2 separate regions of the Homo sapiens genome follow, and region 1 is linked to region 2. A link is an interaction called in ENCODE POLR2A ChIA-PET data of the cell type or tissue named here. Cell type or tissue: HCT116. All regions are shown on one strand. Links, peaks and the distances in the headings refer to the core of each region. The heading gives the core; the rest is flanking DNA.

Evidence for each region. ChIA-PET counts read pairs that join two places held together with the same protein. Peaks named below come from ENCODE experiments on the same cell type or tissue, not always from the same donor. Only the 100,000 strongest peaks of a DNase experiment are listed, where the experiment ranks them.
Region 1: POLR2A ChIA-PET joins it to region 2 with 5 read pairs; 3 of 35 experiments call an interaction of 5 or more read pairs at or near these places.

The regions. Positions count from the first base shown.
Region 1 is chr19:14,062,716-14,072,711 of GRCh38, forward strand. It overlaps the pseudogene EEF1DP1. Among named protein-coding and RNA genes, the nearest start is that of MISP3, 5.1 kb to the right of the region's middle. RefSeq lists a silencer at 9,890-9,996. In HCT116, for the core only: no CTCF peak of the experiment used is centred there; no DNase peak of the experiment used is centred there.
Region 2 is chr19:14,444,252-14,457,398 of GRCh38, forward strand. It overlaps PKN1 (protein kinase N1), which reads left to right. Exons shown (of 22, transcript NM_002741.5): 4 at 2,175-2,310; 5 at 6,067-6,212; 6 at 6,645-6,858; 7 at 7,578-7,772. Among named protein-coding and RNA genes, the nearest start is that of PKN1, 18 kb to the left of the region's middle. RefSeq lists enhancers at 1-466, 6,226-6,520 and a silencer at 6,224-6,353. In HCT116, for the core only: no CTCF peak of the experiment used is centred there; a DNase peak (open chromatin) is centred at 6,380.

The sequences.
Region 1 (9,996 bases), core at 2,316-7,315, 380 kb before region 2:
AACATGGTGAAACCCCGTCTCTGCTAAATACAAAAAAAAACTTAGCCGGGCATGGTGGTGCATGCCTGTAACCTCCGCTACTTGGGAGGCTGAGGCAGAAGAATCACTTGAACCCAGGTGGCAGAGGTTGCAGTTAGCCAAGATCGCACCATTGCACTCCAGCCTGGGCAACAAGAGCAAAACTCTGTCTAAAAAAAAAAAAATTACTTTTTGAGCCAGGCACGGTGGCTCACGCCTGTAATCCCAGCACTTTGGGAGGCCGAGGTGGGCGGATCACGAGGTCAGGAGTTTGAGACCAGCCTGGCCAACATGGAGAAAGCCTGCCTCTGCTAAAGATACACATTAGCCAGGTGTGGTGGCACACCTGTAGTCCTAGCTACTCGGGAGGTTGAGGCAGGAGAATTGCTTGTACCCAGGAGGCGGAGATTGCAGGGAGCTGAGATCATGCCACTGCACTCCAGCCTGGGTGACGGAGCAAGACTCCGTCTGAAAAAAAAAAATTACTTTTTGATCGTGGTAAAATACACATAACAAAATTTACCATTAGTGGCATTTAGTATGTTCACAATATTATGCAATCCTCACCACTGGTTCAGAATATTTTCATCAACCCAAAAGGAAGTGATCACTACTCATTCCCCTGCCTCCCGTGCCTGGCAACCACCAATCTGTGTCCATCTCTATGGATTTGCCTATTCTGGACTTTTTGTTTTTCTTTTTTGTTTGTTTGTTTTTTTAGATGGAGCCTCACTCTATCGCCCAGGCTAGAGTGCGATGGGCACAATCTTGGCTCACTGCAACCTCCACCTGCTGGGTTCAAGCAATTTTCCTGCCTCAGCCTCCCAAGTAGCTGGGATTACAGGCACCCGCCATCACGCCCAGCTAATTTTTGTATTCTTGTAGAGACAGGGTTTCACCATGTTGGCCAGGCTGGTCTTGAACTTCTGACCTCAGGTGATCCATCCTCCTTGGCCTCCCAAACTGCTGGGATTACAGGCGTCAGCCACTGTGCCCGGACTATTCTGGATAGTTCTATAAAAATGGACTCACAGGCCGGGCGCAGTGGCTCATGCCTGTAATCCCAGCATTTTGGGAGGCTGAGGTGGGCGGATTACCTGAGGTCAGGAGTTCAAGACCAGCCTGACCAACATGGAGAAACCCTATCTCTACTAAAAATACAAAATTAGCCAGGCATGGTGGTGCATACCTGTAATCTCAGCTACTTGGGAGGCTGAGGCAGGAGAATCACTTGAACCCGGGAGGCGGAGGTTGCGATGAGCCGAGATCACGCCATTGCACTCCAGCCTGGGCAACAAGAGCGAAACTCGGTCTCAACAAACAAACAAACAAAAGACTCACACACTATGTGGTCTTTTGTGTTTGGCTTCTTTCACTCAGCATCACGTTTTAAAATTTCATCCATGTAGCGTGTATTTATCGTTCCTTAATTCTTTTTTTTTTTTTTTTGAGACGGAGTCTCGCTCTGTTGCCCAGGCTGGAGTGCAGTGGTGCAATCTAGGCTCACTGCAAGCTCCGCCTCCCGGGTTCACACCATTCTCCTGCCTCAGCCTCCCAAGTAGCTGGGACTACAGGCGCCCGCCAACACACCTGGCTAATTTTTGTATTTTTAGTAGAGACGGGGTTTCACTGTGTTAGCCAGGATGGTCTCAATCTCCTGACCTCGTGATCCACCCGCCTCGGCCTCCCAAAGTGCTGGGATTACAGGCATGAGCCACCGTGCCCAGCCCCCTTAATTCCTTTTTTATGGCTGAATAATATTTCATCATATGAGTATACTATATTTTGCTGATCCATTTATCCATTGATAGACATTTGAGTTATTTCCACCTTTTGGAGGAAATAAAATATTCTATTTATTATTTATTTATTTATTTGAGACAGTCTCACTGTGTCACCCAGGCTGGACTGGAGTGCAGTGGTGCGATCTTGGCTCACTGCAACCTCTGCCCCCCAGGTTCAAGTGATTCTCCTGCCTCAGACTCCTGAGTAGCTGGGATTACAGGCATGCGCCACCATGCCTGGCTATTTTTTGTGTTTTTAGTAGAGGCGGGTTTCACCATATTGGCCAAGCTGGTCTTGAACTCCTGACCTCAAGTGATCCACCCCCCAAAGTGCTGGGATTACAGATGTGAGCCACCACATCCAGCCTATTTAATTGTTTGTAGATTGATTTTATAACTGTTAAATATTTAGATGTTGGAGCCAGGCATGGTGGCTCATGCCTGTAATTCCAACTACTCGGGAGGCGGAGGCAGGAGGATTGCTTAAGCCCAGGAGGTTGAGGCTGCAGTGAGTTGTAATCACGCCACTGCACTCCAGCCTAGGTGACAGAGCAAGACCCTATCTCAAATAATAATAATAATAAGGCATTATTCTAGGCATGGGGGCATTGGGTATAGAGATGAACTAGACAAACAGAAAATGCTATTATGCAGCTCACTTTCTCGTATGGGGAGAGAGACAGATAATACACAAATAGAAAGAAATATAAAAGCAATTGGTGCCGGGTCTGGTGGCTCATGCCTGTAAACCCAGCACTTTGGAAGCCCGAGCAGGCAAATCACCTTAGGTCAGGAGTTCGAGACCAGCCTAGCCAACATGGCGAAACCCCCGACTCTACTAAAAATACAAAAAATTAGCCGGCCATGCACCTGTAATCCCAGCTACTCAGGAGGCTGAGACAGGAGAATTGCTTGAACCTGAGAGGCAGAGGTTGCAGTGAGCCGAGATGGTGCTACTGCACTCCAGCCTGGGCAACAGAGCAAGACTCCTTCTCAAAAAAAAAAAATAATAAAAAGAAGGCTGGGGCCAGGCACGGTGGCTCACGCCTGTAATCCCAGCACTTTGGGAGGCCGAGGCAGGCAGATCATGAGGTCAGGAGATCGAGACCATCCTGGCTAACATGGTGAAACCCTGTCTCTACTAAAAAATACAAAAAAAAAAAGAAATTATCCAGGCATGGTGGCGGGCACCTGTAGTCCCAGCTACATGGGAGGCTGAGGCAGGAGAATGGCATGAACCCGGGAGGCAGAGCTTGCAGTGAGCCGAGATCATGCCACTGCACTCTAGCCTGGGTGACAAAGCGAGACTCCCTCTCAAAAAAAGAAGAAGAAGAAGAAGGCTGGGCGCGGTGGCTCATGCCTGTAATCCCAGCACATCGGGAGGCCGAGGTGGGTGGATCATGAGGTCAGGAGTTCAAGACCAGCCTGGCCAACGTGGTGAAACCCCGTCTCCACTAAAAATAGAAAAATAAGCCAGCCGCGGTGGTGCCACCAGTAATTCCAGCTACTCGGGAGGCTGTGGCAGAAGAATTGCTTGAATCCTGGAGGCAGAGATTGCAGTGAGCCAAGATCGCGCCACTGAACTCCAGCCTGGTTGGCAGAGTGAGACTTTTTGTCAAAAAAAAAAAAAAAAAAAAAAAAAGAATAAAATAAAAATGAAAGCAATTGGTGGCAACTGCAATTGGGGGTGAGTTATTGAGAATACCTGAAATGGGGCTAAAGAAGGAGTGCTCTTGTAGGCTGGGTTATCAGAGACCACTTCCCTGAAGAAGTGACATTTGAGGTGAGACCTGAATAGAGGAACCAGCCATGTGACTGTCATTTCAAGCAGAGAAAACAGCAGTGCAAAGACCCTGAGGTGGGAATGCAGTTGGGGGAGGGGTTAAGGGAAGTACGAAGCTGAAATGAAGTGACACAAGGTGACAGTGTGAGAAGATATGACCTGAGAAGTGGGCAGGGCCTGCTGGGGCAAGGTAGAGAATTCGTATTTTTATTCTAAATTTGGTGGGAGCCTTTGTTTTATTTGTATTATTATTATTGTTTTAGAGATGGTGTCTTACTATGTTGTCCAGGCTGTTCTTGAACTCCTAGGCTCAAGCCATCCTCCCGCCTGAGCCTCCAGGGTAGCTAGGATTATGAGCAAGCCACTGTGCGTGGCTTGATGGGAACCTTTGAGAGGGAGGAGGTGGCTGGAAGGAACAAGGATGGAGAGAAGTGGATGAATCCAAAATCTGTTTGGAGGTGGAGTCAAGAGAGTTTGCTGATGAATTGGAGGGTGGCTAAAGAAAGAAATTAAGGCTGACTCCTGGGGTACTTTTTGGCACGAAAAACTGAATGGGTGAAATTGACACACATGGTGAGGAGGAGTAGGGTTGGAAGAACCAAGAATGTGGTTTTGGAAGTGTTCAGTCTGAAATGTCTATTAGACCGGAGACTGCTAGATATGAGTCCAAAGCCTAGCGGAGCAGTTAGAGTTAGAGATATAAATTTGGGAGACATCAGCATAAAGATTATATATATATAATATATTAATATATTATATATATTAATATATTATATATAAATATATTATATATAATGTATTATATATTATATATAATAATATATTTATTTATATATTATAATAATGTCTATAAATATATTATATATAATATATTAATAATATATAATAATAAATACATAATATAATAATAAATATAAATATATTATTAATTTATTAATAATTTATTGTTGATATATTATTAATAAATTAATAAATATAAAAAATAATAATATAATACATATATTATATATAATATATTAATGTATTATATATTATATATTAATGTATTATATATTATATATTATATATATAAATATATATATAATATTTATATTTCTATATTAATATATTATATAATTATATAATATTATATATTATAGATATTTTATAATATATTATATATATATTAGAAGTGGAGTCTCACCACTTGCCACGTTGCCCAGGTTGGTCTCAAACTCCTTGCCTCAAGTGATCCTCCTGCCACAGCCTCCCAAAGCACTGGGATTACAGGCGTGAGCCACTGCACCCAGCGTAGATTTTTTTTTTTGAGACTGAGTCTCACTCTGTCACCCAGGCTGGAGTTCAGTGGCACGATCTCGGCTCACTGCAACCTCTGCCTCACAAGTTCAAGGGATTCTCCTGCCTCAGCCTCCTGAGTAGCAGGCCCACACCATCACGCCCACCTAAATTTTTTTGTATTTTTAGTAGAGACGGGGTTCCACCACGTTGGCCAGGCTGGTCTCGAACTCCTGACCTCAAGTGATCCACCACCTCCGCCTCCCAAAGTGCTGGGATTACAGGCTTGAGCCACTGTGCCCAGCCCAGCCTAGATGTTTAAAACATGAGATTGAAATTTGTCAGAGCCTGAGTCCCAATAGGAAAGATTGTGCACTTGAGGCTGGGGGCAGTGGCTCACGTCTGTAATCCTAGCACTTTGGGAGGCTGAGGCGAGTGGATCATGAGGTTAGGAGTTCAAGACCAGCCTGGCCAAGATGGTGAAACCCTGTCTCTACTAAAAATACAAAATTAGCTGGGCGTGGTGGTGGGTGCCTGTAATCCCAGCTACTCGGGAGGCTGAGGCAGAGAATTGCTTGAACCCAGGAGGTGGAGGTTGCAGTGACCCAAGATTGTGCCACTGCCCTCCAGCCTGGGCAACAGAACAAGACTCCTTCTCAAAAAAAAAAAAAAAAAAAAAAAAAAAGTCTGGGCACGGTGGCTCATGCCTGTAATCCCAGCACTCTGGGAGGCTGAGGCAGGCGGATCACCTGAGGTAACAAGTTCAAGACCGGCCTGGCCATGGTAAAACCCCGTCTCTACTAAAAATACAAAAAATTAGGTGGGCGTGCTGGCACATGCCTGTAATCCCAGGTACTTGGGAGGCTGAGGCAGGAGAATCGCTCGAACCCCAAGAGGCAAAGGTTGCAGTGAACCGAGAACGCACCATTGCACTCCAGCCTGGGCAACAAAAGCGAAACTCCGTCTCAAAAAAAAAAAAAAAGATTGTGCACTTGAACACGGTGGTTGATGAGAACTTAATAGAACCCAGTTTATAAAGCTGGAGGGGAAACCATCAAGGCACAGTATAGACGCCCTGGGTTAGCAACGCCTGGCAGCTGTGACCACCTCTTTGCCCTGGAGAGAGCTGTGTAGAGCTACTGCCTGTAGCAGAGGGATGTCACCAATGGGGCTTGGAGGTAGGGGACACGGGATAAACTTTTTCTTTTTTTTTTGAGACAGAGTCTCACTCTGTCGCCCAGGCTGGAGTGCAATGGTGCGATCTCGGCTCACTACAACCTCCATCTCCCAGGTTCAAGCAATTCTCCTGCCTCAGTCTCCCAAGTAGCTGGGATTACAGGTGCCCGCCACCACACCTGGCTAATTTTTAGTATTCTTAGTAGAAATGGGTTTTCGCCATATTGGCCAGGCTAGTCTCGAACTCCTGACCTCAGGTGATCCACCTGCCTCGGCCTCTCAAAGCACTGGGATTACAGGCATGAGCCACTGTGCGTGGCCAATTTTTTTTTTTTTTTTTTTTTTGAGACAGAGTCTTACTCTGTTGCTCAGGCTAGAGTGCAGTGGTGTGATCACAGCTCACTGCAGCCTTGATCTCCCTGGGCTCAGGTGATCCTCCCACCTCAGCCTCCTGAGTAGCTGGGACTGTAGGCACACACCACCAACATGCTGCTAATTTTTGCATTTTTTGTAGAGATGGGGTCTCACTACGTTACCCAGGCTGGTCTTGAACTCCTGGGGCTCAAGCCATCTGCCCGCCTCAGCCTCCCAAAGTGTTGGGATTACAGGTGTGAACCACTGTGCCCAGCTAAACATCTTTTTTTAGTGTTATTTTATTTATTTATTTATTTAGAGACAGGGTCTTTCTCTGTCACCCAGGCTGGAGTGTATTGGCATTATTATAGCTTACTGCGGCCTCAAACTCCTAGGCTCAAATGATCCTCCCACCTCAGGCTCCCAAGTGCCTGGGCCTACAGACACAAACCACCATACCCAGCTAATTTTAAAAAATGTCTTCTTTCCTTCATTCCTTCCCTCCTTCCTTCCTTCTTTCCCTCCCTCCCTCCCTCCCTTTCTTTCTCTCTTTCCTTCTTTCTTTCTTTCTTCCTTTCTGCAGAGACAGGGTCTCCCTATATTACCCAGGCTGGTTTCAAGCAATCCTCCTGCCTCGGCCTCCCAAAGTGTTAAAATTACAGGTGTGAGCCACCGTGCCTGGCTGGGATAAACACCTTGGCTTCACTCTCCTCTCTTTCATCAGGTGACCCCAAGGAAGCCAGAGGGGAAGGAAGGTGAAACAGAAGTCTGAGAAGGGGTGCTTGTGAAGTAGAAGGAAATCAGGAGGGGGTGGTGTACCCAAAGACCAAGGAGCTAATGAAGAGGAGGACAGGGAATGAAGTCAGTGATTGAATCTGCCAAACGGACATCATAGGTGCTCTTGTCAGAAAAAGCTCCCAGAAGCCGGGCGCGGTGGCTCATACCTGTAATCCTGGCACTTTGGGAGGCTGAGGCGGGCAGATCATGAGGTCAGGAGTTCGAGACCAGCCTGGCCAACATGGTGAAACCCCGTCTCTACTAAAACTACAAAAAAATTAGCTGGGCGTGGTGGCACACGCCTATAATCCCAGCTACTCCAGAGGCTGAAGCAGGAGAATCGCTTGAACTCAGGAGGCGGAGGTTGCAGTGAGCCAAGATCACACCACTGCACTCCAGCCTGGGCAACAGAGTGAGACTTCGTCTCAAAAAAGAAAAAGAGCCCTTTCATCAATCTTCCCGCGTCCGCCGATTCCTCCTCCTTGGTCGCCGCGTCCTTGGCTGGCGTCAGAAAAATGGCTACAAACTTCCTAGCACATGAGAAGATCTGGTTTGACAAGTTCAAATATGACGACGCAGAAAGGAGATTCTATCAGCAGATGAACAGGCCTGTGGCAGGTGCCTCCCGCCAGGAGAACGGCGCCAGCGTGATCCTCCATGACATTGTGAGAGCCAGAGAGAACATCCAGAAATCCCTGGCTGGAAGCTCAGGCCCCGGGGCCTCCAGTGGCCCCAGCGGAGACCACAGCGAGCTCGTTGTCCGGATCGCCAGTCTGGAAGTGGAGAACCAGAGCCTGCGTGGCGTGGTACAGGAGCTGCAGCAGGCCATCTCCAAGCTGGAGGCCCAGCTGAACGTGCTGGAGAAGAGCTCGCCTGGCCACCGGGCCACGGCCCCGCAGACCCAGCACGTGTCTCCTATGCGCCAAGTGGAGTCCCCGGCCAAGAAGCCAGCCTCACCAGCAGAGGATGACGAGGATGATGACATCGACCTGTTTGGCAGCGACAATGAGGAGGAGGACAAGGAGGCGGCACAGCTGCGGGAGGAGCGGCTACGGCAGTACGCGGAGAAGGCCAAGAAGCCTGCATTAGTGGCCAAGTCCTCCATCCTGCTGGATGTCAAGCCTTGGGACGATGAGACGGACATGGCCCAGCTGGAGGCCTGTGTGCGCTCTATCGAGCTGGACGGGCTGGTCTGGGGGACCTCCAAGCTGATGCCCGTGGGCTACGGTATCCGGAAGCTACAGATTCAGTGTGTGGTGGAGGACGACAAGGTGGGGACTTACTTGCTGGAGGAGGAGATCACTAAATTTGAGGAGCACGTGCAGAGTGTCGATATCGCAGCTTTCAACAAGATCTGAAGCCTGAGTGTGTGTATGTGTGCGCGTGCGTAAGGCCCTGCCACGATTAAAGACTGAGACCGGCAAAAAAAAAAAAAAAAAAAAAAAAGAAAAAAAAAAGAAAGAAAGAAAAGAAAAAGAAAAAGAAAAAAATGTTCCCGTGAAAGGGGGCCAAGAACCCAGCCCAGTTGGCATGGCTGGAGGAAGGACCAGGAGATGATGCAGTGGGGAAGGTGCTATAGAGAAAACTTTTTCCCAGAAGTATACAGCTTATTTATTTATTTATTTATTTATTTATTTTGAGACAGAGTTTTGCTCTTGCTGCCTAGGCTAGAGTGCAGTGGCGCGATCTTGGCTCACTGTAACCTCCACCTCCCAGGTTCAAGTGATTCTCCCACCTCAGCTTCCCGAGTAGCTGGGATTACAGGCGCCCACCACCAGGCCTGGCTAATTTTTTTTTTGTATTTTTAGTAGAGACGGGGTTTGGCCATGCTGGCCAGGCTGGTTTCGAACTGCTGACCTCAGGTGATCCTCCCGCCTCGGCCTCTCAAAGTGCTGGCATCACGGGCATGAGCCTCCATGCCCGGCCGGTAACTGTATTTTTCCTTCTGGGCACCCCAGAATGGTGGGGTTGGGGGCAGGTTCTGGGAAGAGTCTGCTTCCATTAGGGGGAAAGTGGAAAACGTCCCTAGGGGAGGGTGGCCCGCGCAAGGGCATCGATCCTGCCCTTGAACCGCATGATCCGGCCCCAGCTGCTCTTTCCCCCTACCCTGGACGCCTCCTGTTTCCTGTCTGGGCCTCCCCAGGCGCCCGGGCCCAAGGTGACCGCCTTTCAACTGCAACCGCTAAGCTGCGCCCACGGCGCACTGTGTCCGTCTCTCCCTCCTCCCTCAATCCGGGAGTGCCCTTGGCAGCGGACACCTCCCGGATTTTTCCGGGAGGAGAGGGGAAGCCGCTTCTCGGCTTGGCGTGGGGGCAGTGGTGCGCGGCTGGGAACCTCGCTGAGCCCAAGCATTGGTAGGGAGACCCCAGCGGCCAGTAAGGCGGCTCCTGGCGCCCCCTCGGGCCGGAGCTGTGCGCTGCAAGGCTGGATCGGAGGGAGGGCCCAGGGGCCTGAGGAGTCGCTGCCTGCCGGCTGGCACGACCAAGCGGGACTGCCCGGGTCCCGAAAATACGGCTTCGGGGGACACCTCACCAAGCGGCTAGTGGTTCAGAACCCCAGTCCGACGCGCTGCTGGGCCCAGTCTCCGGGACGATGACGGGGACATGGCTCTGAAAAAGTGCCAGGGTGCGCTCAGTAGAACCCAGCACCCAGAATGGCCCCCCAGAGAGCGGGGCCGGGTCTAGGGAAGCCCTCTTCCAAGAAGTCCCGTGCCCTGAGGTGACTGGGCGCGCTAGTTGATGAAACTGAGTGCCCCACCGAGGCGCCCCTGTCCCGAGGGCGGGGCCAGGGCGGGGCGGGAGTCCTCCTGGCAGGTGCCGGGGGCGGTGC
Region 2 (13,147 bases), core at 4,035-9,034:
AGATCACAGGCTGGGGGCATAGGGTGCAGCCTACAGCTGCCCCCATGGGAGGCTGGGAGCCTTTGGATTGGGGACATACTGGCTGATGGGTGTAACTTGGTGTCAGGACTAAGGCACAGGCAGCTCATGGGGGCATATGGGAAGCATGACTATGGGTGATGTCAGACAGACGTGGCAAATTGTCTCCCCTCCTCCCACAGTCCCCTGCAGAGCCTCAGGCCCATCCACAGTCAGGGCAACATGCCGCCTCTCACTGCTGACGGTGTGTCCTGTTACAAGCACACACAGTCATGTCATACCTTGACACACACACACCATCATAACATCTAGACACACACACACACATGCTGTCATAACATCTAGAGACACACAGTGGTAACAACATCTAGCAACACATGGAGAATCCCACCACAGCCACATCTGGACACACACACACACTCTTACATTCATACCCAGAGACTGGTGCACAGACACACACACATCCCCCGTCCTGCCAATCAGTCCCAGGAACACACAGGTCTCTATCAACACCCAGAAATTCTGACACCACAAGCACAGGCCAACCTACAGCTAGAGGATTAATGTCCAGACCCACAGGCTGGTGTGCGCATGTCCTTCCACGTGAATGTCACATGGGAGGACAGACTGCATGGATTTTTTTAATGACACTATTTTATTTATTTTTTGAGACAGAGTCTCACTCTGTCGCCCAGGATGGAGTGCAGTGGCGTGATCTCGGCTCACTACAACCTCCGCCTCCTGGGTTCAAGCGATTCTCGTGCCTCAGCATCCCAAGTACCTGGGATTACAGGCGCATGCCACCACGTCCCGCTAATTTTTGTATTTTTAGTAGAGATGGAGTTTCACCATATTGGCCAGGCGAGTCTCGAACTCCTGACCTCAGGTGATCTGCCCACCTTGGCCTCCCAAAGTGCTGGGATTACAGATGTGAGCCACCTTGCCTGGCCTAACATTATTTTATTTATTTAATTTATTTTTATTTTTATTGAGACAGGGGTCTGTGTTGCCCAGGCTGGACTCGAACTCCTGGGCTCAAGCATTCCTCCTGCCTTGGCCTCCCAAAGTGCTGGGATTACGGATGTGAGCCACTGCGCCCCATTTATCAATTGGTGGACATTTGGTTGTTTCCACCTTTTTAGCGATTGTGAGTAGTTTTGCTATGAACACCTGTGTACAAGTATTTGAACACCATTCTATGAAAATTTAAAACCTAGATCAATTGTATATCTTTTACATGTATCTGAGCGTTATACAAAAAAAGAATAAGAGTTTCTCACCCCCTAAGAATTTCTGCCCCCCGCCCTGGGGGTAATACTGACCCAGTGAAAATGAATAGAGTAGGCCAGGCGCGGATCCCAGCACTTTGGGAGGCTGAGGCAGGCGGATCACTTGAAGTCAGGAGTTCAAGACCAGCATGGCCAACATGGTGAAACCCGAGCTCTACTAAAAAAATACAAAAATTAGCCGGGCGTGGTGGCACATGCCTGTAATCCCAGCTACTCGGGAGGCTGAGGCAGGAGAATCGCTTGAACCTGGGAGGCAGAGGTTGCAGTGAGCTGAGATCACACCACTGCACTCCAGCCTGGGTGACAGAGCGAGATTATGTCTCAAAAAAAAAAAAAAAAAAGCTGGGCATGGTGGTGGGCGCCTGTAATCCCAGCTACTCAGGAGGCTGAGGACTCCATGGACTACATCATGCCACTGTATCCAGGAATGCATGGAAGTACATTTATTTACTTATTTATTTATTTTGAGACAGGGTCTTGCTCTGTTTCCCAGGCTGGAGGGCAGTGATGCAATCTCAGTTCAATGCAGCCTCCAACTCCTGGGCTTGAGTGATCTTCCCACCTCAGCCCCCTGAGTAGCTAGGACCACAGGTGCACACCACCACGCCCAGCTAATTTTTGCATTTTTTTGTGGAGACAAGGTCTTGCCATGTTGCCCAGGCTGGTCTTTAACTCCTGAGCTCAGCAGTCCACCCGCCTCAGCCTCCCAAAGTGCGGGGATTACAGGCATGAGCCACCGTGCCTGGCCTGCAAATGCATGTTGTTACATCCACATGTGAACACTCTGCCACAGTCACCTAGGACCTGCATGGTGTGGCTAGACCCCAACCACCTAGCCTTCCTCTCTCAGACTGTCTCTGCCTCCAGGACCGGAAGCTGCTGCTGACAGCCCAGCAGATGTTGCAGGACAGTAAGACCAAGATTGACATCATCCGCATGCAACTCCGCCGGGCGCTGCAGGCCGGCCAGCTGGAGAACCAGGCAGCCCCGGATGACACCCAAGGTGAGTCCCTTGCTTCCAGGCAGCTTAGCCTGCATCTCGCCTTGCAGGGCTCAGCCTCCAGCTCCATAATGAGTCCCTTTCTGGGGCAGGGAGGTGGGTCCTGTGACCCACTGTGAGACTTCAACACATTCCTGACCCTCTCTGGGCCAGAGCTTCCCATTTTGTCCCATGCAAAGTTTGGATTACATCAGGGGTTGGTAAATTACCACCTTCAGACCAAATCTATCCATTGTCTTTTTTTTGTCAATAAAGTTTTATTGGTACCCAGCCACGCCCATTCATTTACTATGTTTTTGACTGCCTGACTATTCTGAATAATGACCCTGGCACTTGGTCACAGAGAGTCAGACACTCACAGTCACACTGTGTCCACATGTGTCACTCACCTGGACACCAATAACACAGACACAGTTCCAAGGAAGTTGATAGTCACAGGTATGTTGCCTTATAAACACAGTCTCGGCTGGGTGCAGTGGCTGACGCCTGTAATCCCAGCACTTTGGAAACCGAGGCGGGCGGATCATTCGAGGTCAGGATTTCGAGATCAGCCTGGCCAACATGATGAAACCCTGTCTCTACTAAAAATGCAAAAATCAGCTGGGCGTGGTGGCACGCAGCTGTAGTCCCAGCTACTCAGGAGGCTGAGGCAGGAGAATCACTTGAATCCGGGAGGCGGAGGTTGCAGTAACCCAAGGTCGCCCCACTGCACTCCAGCCTGGGCAACAGAGTGAGACTCTGTCTCAAAAAAACACACACAAAAAAACACACAGTCTCACTGTCACCCCTAGACCTGCTGCCACATGGCGCTTTATCAGTCACTGGGACTTTTAGGAATAAAGTCATCCAGTCACCCATCCTTGCGACAACACCCAGAGACAAAGGAATGTGTGATCCTACCATCACACATAGTCACTGTGAAGTCCATGTGGATATCCACAGTACAGGCACACAATCACGTGCACCGTCGCACTGACACACACTGCAGGGACACACTTTTTTTTTTTGTTTTTTTTTTTAGATGGAGTCTCGCTCTGTTGCCCAGGCTGGAATGCAGTGGCACAATCTCTGCTCACTGCAACCTCTGCCTCCCGGGTTCACGCCATTCTCCTGCCTCAGCCTCCTGAGTAGCTGGGACTATAGGCGCCCACCACCACACCCGGCTAAATTTTGTATTTTTTTTTGAGACGGAGTCCTGCTCTGTCGCCCAGGCTGGAGTGCAGTGGTGTGATCTCGGCTCACTGAAAGCTCCGCCTCCTGGGTTCATGCCATTCTCCTGCCTCAGCCTCCCAAGTAGCTGGGACTACGGGCACCTGCCACCACGCCTGGCTAATTTTTTTGTATTTTTAGTAGAGACGGGGTTTCACCATGTTAGCCAGGATGGTCTCGATCTCCTGATCTCATGATCCGCCTGCCTTGGCCTCCTGAAGCGCTGGGATTACAGACTTGAGCCACCACGCCCTACCAATTTTTTGTATTTTTAGTAGAGACGGGGTTTCACCATGTTAGCCAGGATGGTCTCGATCTCCTGACCTCGTGATCCGCCTGCCTTGGCCTCCCAAAGTGCTGGGATTACAGGCATGAGCCACCGTGCCTGGCTGACACACTTTTTTTGTTTAGACAGGGTCTTGCTCTGTTGCCCAGGCTGGAATGCAATGGCGCGATCATAACTCACTGCAGGCTTGACCTTCTGGGCTCAAGCAATCCTGCTGAGTAGCTGGGACCATAGGCGTGTGCCACCACACCCAGCTTATTAAAAGAAATTTTTTTTTTGTAGAGACTAGGTCTTGCCCAGGCTGGTCTCAAACTCCTGACCTCAAGTGATCCTCCTGCCTTACCCTCCCAAAGTGTTGAGATTATAGGCGTGAGCCACTATGCCTGGCCTGTGCCCCTTTTCTTGACCCTGTGCTTGGGCATAAATGCATTTGTGTCTGTGACTGTGTTTCTCTGCCCCTATAATGGTGTCCCTGTGCCCAAGATGACAGGGCCGTGTCTGTGTAACAGAGTCTGACTCATGACAGTGTCTCTATGTGGCAGGGTGACTACATCTTTGTGACAGAGTATGTGTTCCTCTGGTGATAGTGTGCCTACGCTGGTGACAAAGTGGTAATGCCATGTGTCCCTGTGGGCGACAGTGTGACAGTGTCAGTGCGACAGTGCCTGCCTTACTCTCCTTGGGCCGCCATAACAAAGTCCCATAGGCTGAGTGGCTTAAACAACAGACATTTATGTTTTTCACAGTTCCAGAGACTGGCAGTCCCAGATCAGGGTACCAGCATGGTCGGTTCCTGGTGAGGGCGCTCTTCCTGGCTTACAGATGGCTTCCTTCTTACTGCTCCCTCACAGGGAGAAAGAGCCTTAGTGTCTCTTCCTCTTCTTATTTTTCATTATTAGTTTTTTGAGACAGGGTCTTGGTCTGTCACCCAGGCTGGAGTGCAGTGGCGTGATCACAGCTCACTGCAGCCTCGACTTTCTGGGCTCAAGTGATCCTCCTCGTTCAGCCTTCTAATAGCTGGGACTACAGGCACACGCCACCATGCCTCGCTAATTTATTTTTTATTTTTAGTAGAGACAAGGTCTCTCTATGGTGCCCAGGCTGGTCTCAAACTCCTGGCCTCAGGTGATCCTCCTGCCTCAGCCTCCTAAAGTGCTGGGATTACAGGCGTGGACCACTGCACCCAGCTTCTTCCTCCTCCAATAAGCGCGCTAATCGCATCATGATGGCCCTCCCTCCATGACCTCCTCTAACCCTAATTACCTCCCAAAGGCACTTGGAGAAGTCCAAGTGCCATCCCACTGGGGATTAGGGGTTCAACATAGGAATTTGGTAGGAGACAAACATTGAGTCTCTTAACAGTGTCTTTGTGACTGACACCGTCTGTGTAAATGTAGTATGCTGTGGTTGTCCAGATGTCCATGAGTGTCACCATGCCTGGTTGACTGTGTAACCTGGTGACTGTTCATTGGGGAATGAGGTGTGTCAACACGGGTATGACAGTATTATTATTTTTTTTTAATGACTTAGAGTCTCACTCTGTCACCCAGGCTGGAGAGCAATGGCGCAATCTTGGCTTACTGCAACCACCGCCTCCGGGGTTCAAGTGATTCTCCTGCCTCAGCCTCCTCAGTAGCTGGGATTACAGGCATGCGTCACTGTGCCCAGCTAATTTTTGTATTTTTAGTAGAGAGGGTTTCACCATGTTGGTCAGGCTGGTCTCAAACTCCTGACCTCAGGTAATCCACCCGCCTTGGCCTCCGAAAGTGCTGAGATTACAGGCCTGAGCCGCCATGCTTGGCCTATGATTTAGATGTTCCTGTCTGTTTGGGTGACAGCCCCTGGGTGACAGTGTCTGAATCTAGATAATGTGGCTGTCCCTGGGGGCCACAATGTGCCTGCGTCTGTCCCTGTGCAAATCACTGGAGGTGAAGAGGGACCGTGACAATGTGTGTGTCGGTAAGCGTGGGGTGACAGTGTGCCTGTGTGTCATTGCTCAGACTGTCCCCTGTAACAGGGTAACTTTTTCCCTAGGACTGGCCCTGTGAGTGATGGTGTTTGGATAAAAGAGTCTGGGTGGAAGTGTGGCTGCCTGCAGGTGACAGTGCGACAGTGTCACTGTGCCTGCCCCTTGGATGAAGCGTGATGCATCTTCATGATGGTTTGTCTGTGGCCCGTGCCTGTTCCTGCGAATGGCTGTGTCTGCGACTAGGTTGGTGGGGCGCTGCAGGCTAGCCTCACTGCCCTGTATTCCACGCTCACAGGGAGTCCTGACCTGGGGGCTGTGGAGCTGCGCATCGAAGAGCTGCGGCACCACTTCCGAGTGGAGCACGCGGTGGCCGAGGGTGCCAAGAACGTACTGCGCCTGCTCAGCGCTGCCAAGGCCCCGGACCGCAAGGCAGTCAGCGAGGTGAGGGGCGGAGCTTTCATTAGAGGCGGGGCTTCAGCAAGGGGCGGTGCTTCAGCAAGCGGCGGGGAGTTCACCAGGAACACCCACGGTGAGGGGTGGAGCCTCAAAGGGGGTGGGACCTTCATAAGGGGTGGGGCCTCAGCCAGGGTAGACTACTGTGAGGGGCAGGGCATCAGGCAGGAACAGTGCAACTGTGAGGGGCGGGGCCTCAGCGAGGGGGCATGGTTTCAGGCAGGAATGGCCCTCGGTGAGGGGAGGGGCCTCTCCAAGGGGCGGGGCCTGGTTTTCCCAGAGGTGGGACCAAGTTGGTTTGAGGTTTAGCCCTCTAGGGAGGAGCTCAGTGTGAGACTCAGCCTGGGGGTGGGGCCTAGGCCTGCACTTGGGAAGGGGCAAGCCTGGTCCCGCCCCCAGCCCCCACACTTCCCACCACAGGCCCAGGAGAAATTAACAGAATCCAACCAGAAGCTGGGGCTGCTGCGGGAGGCTCTGGAGCGGAGACTTGGGGAGCTGCCCGCCGACCACCCCAAGGGGCGGCTGCTGCGAGAAGAGCTCGCTGCGGCCTCCTCCGCTGCCTTCAGCACCCGCCTGGCCGGGCCCTTTCCCGCCACGCACTACAGCACCCTGTGCAAGCCCGCGCCGCTCACAGGTGGGTCTGAGACCCTACCCCACCCCTGCAGCCCTGGGCCTCCGACTCCTCTCATTTCCCCATTCCTGTGACCCCCGACTTCAATCTCCGCTCTCCCCAACCCTGGACTCCCATTCCACCACTGTCTCCTCCCCTCCTTTGCCCTCTGATTCTGGGCTCTTGCCCACCCCCCCCACACCTCAGTTTCTCCATCTCTCTTCACCTGGCCCAGTATTTTTCTCCCAGCCCTTGTTCCCCAGCCCCACCTCGGCCTCACAACGCTCAGCCATGAGCCTCCTACCCGCCTGCTGCAGACCAGCCAGCCCCACCTTCCACAGACCCCTCAGCCATCTACCCCTCCAGACCAGCCCCACCGTAGACCCCTAGCCCATCTTAGACCTCAGATTGTCCACCGAGTCCTCCCCTAGAACCCCTAGTCCTACCCTGTTCCTGCTTGCCTGGGCCTACGGCCTGTACCCTGAGCCTACGGCCTGTACCCTGAGCCTCTCTTCTGCCCCTAAACTCCCGCATCTGAGCCCCTCCTGGAAGGACTGCTTCTCTCATATTCTCCTATCCCAGCACGGACATCCCGGCCTCATGCCCCATGCTCCATTCTGGTTGTCCCTCACTGGCTCCCACTTGTACCATGGCTGCGTCTGGATGTGTCCCCTCCCCGCTGTGGTCCCCTCCGCTCAGCCTGCCCCAGAAGTGGCCCCCTGCTGAGCTTTCCCCTCCTGCAGGGACCCTGGAGGTACGAGTGGTGGGCTGCAGAGACCTCCCAGAGACCATCCCGTGGAACCCTACCCCCTCAATGGGGGGACCTGGGACCCCAGACAGCCGCCCCCCCTTCCTGAGCCGCCCAGCCCGGGGCCTTTACAGCCGAAGCGGAAGCCTCAGTGGCCGGAGCAGCCTCAAAGCAGAAGCCGAGAACACCAGTGAGTGGGCATCGTGGGCCCTGAGAAACGAGGTGGCATTGGGGACCTGGAATGCCCCATATTTGTAAACCTTTAAAAAATAAGCCAGGGGTCGGGTGTGGTGGCTCACACATGTAATCCCAGCACTTTGGGAAGCCAAGGTGGACGGATCACTTGAGGTCAGGAATTTGAGACCAGCCTGGCCAACATGGTGAAACACTGTCTCTACTTAAAAATACAACTTAGCTGGGCATGGTGGTGCACACCTGTAATCCCAGCTGTTTGGGAGGCTTAGGCAGGAGAATTACTTGAACCCGGGAGGTGGAAATTGCAGTGAGCCATGATCACGCCATTGCCCTCCAGCCTGGGTGACAGAGTGAGACTTTGCCTCAAAAGAGAACGAAAACAACAACAAAAACAAAAAAACAGGCCAGGTGCAGCAGCTCATGCCTGTAATCCCAGCACTTTGGGAGGCTGAGACAGGAGGATCACTTGAGGCCAGGAGTTTGAGACCAGCCTGGGCAACATAGCAAGACCCTGTCTCTACAAAAAATAAAATGTAAAAATTAGCCAGATGTGGTGGCCCACACCTGTAGTCCTAGCTGTTCTAGAGGTGGGAGGATCACTTGAGCCCAGTGAGCTATCATTGAGCCATTTCACTCTAGCCTAGATGACAGAGAGACCCTGTCTCTAAATTAAAAAAAAAGAAAAAAAACTTCAAGTTTATTTAGATTAAAAAAAAGGCTGGGCGTGGTGGCTCACGCCTGTAATCCCAGCACTTGGGGAGGCCGAGGCGGGTGGATCACGAGGTCAGGAGTTCAAGACCAGCCTGGCCAGCATGGTGAAACCCCATCTCTACAAAAAATACAAAAAAATTAGCCAGGCGTGGCGGCGCGTGCCTGTAATCCCAGCTACTCGGGAGGCTGAGGCAGAGAATTGCTTGAACCCAGGAGGCGGAGGTTGCAGTGAGCCGCGATTGTGCCACCGTACTCCAGCCTGTGCAACAGAGCAAGACTCCATCTCAAAATAATAATAATAATAATAAATAAATAAAACAAATTTAAAAAGAAAGGAAAACCAAACAAGAAACCAATATATCATATTCATTAGGATGACTAATACTATTTTAAAAACCCAACAAAACAAACAGAAAATAAGTGTTGGTGAGGATGTGGAGAGAAATCAGAACCTTTGTGCACTGTTGGTGGGAATGTAAAATGGTGCAGCCCTATGGAAAATATATTGGCATGGCCGGGTGCAGTGGCTCACACCTGTAATCCCAGCACTTTGGGAGGCTGAGGGGGCCAGATCACCTGAGGTCAGGAGTTCGAGACCAGCCTGGCTATCATGGCAAAACCCCGTCTCTACTAAAAATACAAAAATTAGCTGGGCATGGTGGTGTGTGTCTGTAATCCCAGCTACTCAGAAGGCTGAGGCAGGAGAATCGCTTGAACCCAGGAGGCAGAAGTTGCAGTGAGCTTAGATCGAGCCACTGCACTCCAGCCTGGGCAACAGAGCGAGACTCTGTCTGAAAGAAAGAGAGAGAGAGGGAGGGAGGGAGGGAGGAAGGAATATTGGCAGTTCCTGAAACAAGTAAAAACAGAGTAAGCAGTCCAGGCGCAATGGCTCACACCTGTAATTCCACCACTTTGGGAGGTCAAGGTAGGTGGATCACCTGAGGTCAGAAGTTCAAGACCAGCCTGGCCATCATGGTGAAACCCCATTTCTACTAAAAATACAAAAGTTAACCGGGCTTGGTGGTGGTGCACGCCTGTAGTCCCAGCTACTCTGGAGGCTGAGGCAGGAGAATTGCTTGAATCCGGGAGGCAGAGGTTGGAGTGAGCAGAGATCATGCTACTGCACTCCAGCCTGGGTGACAGAATGAGACTCCATCTCAAAACAAACAAACAAACAAAAAAACAAGAGTAACCATATGATCCAAAGCTACTTCTGGGCATATCCCCAAAAGAATTAAAAACAGGGCCTCGGACATTCCATAATGCATACATATTTCAAAACAACATGTTGTGCATGATAAATATATATAATTTTTATTTGTCAGTTTTAAAAATAGTGATAGAAAAATATTTAAAAAAAAAAAAAAGGGTCTCAGAGATATGTATACCTGTGTTCATAGCAGCATTATGAAAGCCAAAAATGGAAGCAACCCAGATCCACCAATAGATGAATGGGTAAACAAAACGTGGGCCAGCCATGCAATGGAACATTGCTCAGATTTAAAAAGGAAAGAAATCCTGCCAGGCGCAGTGGCTCATGCCTGTAATCCCAGCACTTTGGGAGGCCGAGGCAGGTGGATCACTTGAGGTCAGGGGTTCGAGACCAGCCTGGCCAACATGGTGAAACCCCATCTCTATTAAAAATACAAAAATTAGCCGGGTGTGGTGGCACATGCCTGTAATCCCAGCTACTCAGGAGGCTGAGGTAGGAAAACCGCTTGAGCCCAGGAGGCAGGCGTTGCAGTCAGCCAAGATCATGCCACCGCACTCCTGCCTGGGTGACAGAGTGAAACACTGTCTCAAAAAAAAAAAAAAAAAAAAGGAAAGGAATCCTGTCTTATCCTGCAACACGGATGAATCTTGAGGACATTAGTCTAAGTGAAATAAGCCAGTCCCCAAAAGACAAATATTGTATGATTCCAGTTATATGAGGTTCCTAGAGTAGTTAGATTCATAGAGACAGAAAGTAGAATGATGGATGCCAGGGAGTAGAGGGAGGGGGAATGGGGAGTTTATTATTTAATGTGGACAGAGTTTCAGTTTTGTAAGGTGAAAGTTCTGGAGATGGATGGTGGTAATGGTTGCACAGCAATGTGAATGTACTTAATGCCACTGAACTGGATGGACACTTTAAAGTGATTATGATGGTAAATTTTATGTTACATGTATTTTACCATAATTTTTTTTTTCTTGAGACAGATTCTCCTCTGCTGCCCAGGCTGGAGTGCAGTGGCACCGTCTCAGCTCACTGCAACCTCTGCCTCCTCGGTTTGAGCGATTCTCTTGCCTCAGCCAACCCAAATAGCTGGTGGGATTACAGGCGTGCGCCACCACACCCGGCTAATTTTTGTATTTTTATGGAGATGGGGTTTCACCATGTTGGCCATAATTTTTTTAAAAGAAAATTTGATTCGTAATCTCATGGCAAAAAAGGAAAAAGAAAGAAAATTAATACGTATGTACAAAAAAAAAAGGGAGTGTGGAGAAGAGTAACAGGAGAGCAGACACCCATATTACCACCACCTGCGTTAGGAAATAGAATATGGCAGCCAGGTGCCACGGCTCATGCCTGGAATCCCAGCATTTTGGTATTTGTAGGAGGATCACTTGAACCCAGGAGTTCAAGACCAGCCTGGGCAACATAGCAAGACCTTGTCTTTACAAATAATTTAAAAATTGGGGCATATGGCCAGGTGTGGTGGCTCACGCCTGTAATCCCAGCACTTTGGGAGGCCGAAGCGGGTGGATCACAAGGTCAGGAGATCGAGACCATCCTGGCTAACACAGTGAAACCCCAACTCTACTAAAAATACAAACAATTAGCCAGGCGTGGTGGTGGGCGCCTGTAGTCCCAGCTACTCGGGAGGCTGAGGCAGGAGAGTGGCATGAACCTGGGAGGCAGAGCTTGCAGTGAGCCGAGATCGCGCCACTGCACTCCAGCCTGGGTGACAGAGCAAGACTCTGTCTCAAAAAAAAAAAAAATTGGGGGTACATGTCATCAGGCCCTCCTGAATCTGTGTCACAGAAAAAAAAACTAAAGGGAAAAAAAGAGAAGACAAGCCAACCAAAAATTAACCAGGCGTGGGCATGGTGGCTTGTGCCTGCGGTCCCAGCTACTTGGGAGGCTGAAGTGGGAGGATTGCTTGAGCGCAGGAGGTCAAGGCTACAGTGAGCTGTGATTGCACCACTGCATTCCAGCCTGGGCAACTGAGCGAGACCCCATCTTAAAAAAAAAAAAAAAGGAAAAGAAATAGAATATTTCCAGCTCTCCAGAAGCCCCCTCTTGTCTCCTCCACAATTCCATCTCCTTCCTCTGCCATAGAGGTGGCTACTCTCCCGACTTTTATCATTTCCTTGCTATAATTTGTAGTTGTAGAACCCCATGTTTGCATCCCCAAAAACTTTTGTTTAATTTTGCCTGGTATTAGAACTTTATATTGACAGGCTCATACAGACTATTCTATCACATGGCTTCTTTCATTCAACATTGTTTAGGGGCTAGGCATAGTGGCTCATGCCTGTAATCCCAGCACTTTGAGAGGCCGAGGTGGAGGGATTGCTTGAGCCAAGGAATTTGAACCCAGCCTGGGCAACATGGTGAAACCCCACCCTACAAAAAAATGCAAAAAACAAAACCAAACTAAAAAAAGCATTGTTTTGGTAGACTCATCCATTTTGTTGTGACAAGCTATAGTTAATTCATATTTATTCCTGTTTAGTAATCCATTATGTTAGACTGAGCCATATCGAATTGCCTCTTTCTGAAAGCAAAAAAATAGTTAAATATCAGCAATTTCGTACTTCAGCTACTAAGATGGTATAGCAGTTTTAAAATATTAATTCTCCTGTTAATGGACTGTGGGATGCCTCTATTTTGGACTGTTACATACACTTTATATAAATGCATCTCCTGATGTATACCCACATGCATTTGGCTAGGGTAAATCCTCAGGAGTGCCTGGGCGCGGTGGCTCACGCCTGTAATCCCAGCACTTTGAGAAGCCAAGACCAGTGATCACTTGAGGTCAGGAGTTCAAGACCATCCTGGCCAACGTGGCAAAACCCCATCTCTACTAAAAACACAAAAATTAGCTGGGCATGGTGGTGTGCGCCTGTAGTCTGAGCTACTTTGGAAGCTGAGGCACGAGAATTGTTTGAACCCAGAAGGTGGAAGTTGCAGTGAGCCGAGATTGTGCCACTGCACTCCATCCTGGGTGACAGAGAGAGACTCTGGCTCAAAAAATAAATGAATAAATAAATCCTTAGGAGTATGTGGCTGGGACTTCCATGTAGAATAAAATTGAATTTGGATCCCTGCCTCACATCACACCATGTAAAAAAATCAACTGGATTAAAGGCTTCAATGTCAAATGCAAAACTTTACAGTGGGAGAAAAGTTATGGAGGGGAGGATTCATTTTAAAAAGATAGCAGACAGCTAGGCCTGGTGGCTCATGCCTGTAATCCCAGATACTTGGGAGGCTGAGGCAGGAGAATATCACTTGAGGCCAGGAGTTTGAGACCAGCCTGGGCAACATAACAAGACTCATCTCTACTGAAAAAAAAAAAAAAAAAGAAAAAGATAATAGACATGCCCCTTTCTGCCAGGATTTTCTTTCTTTTTCTTTTTTTTTTTTCTTTTTTTTTTTTTTTGAGATGG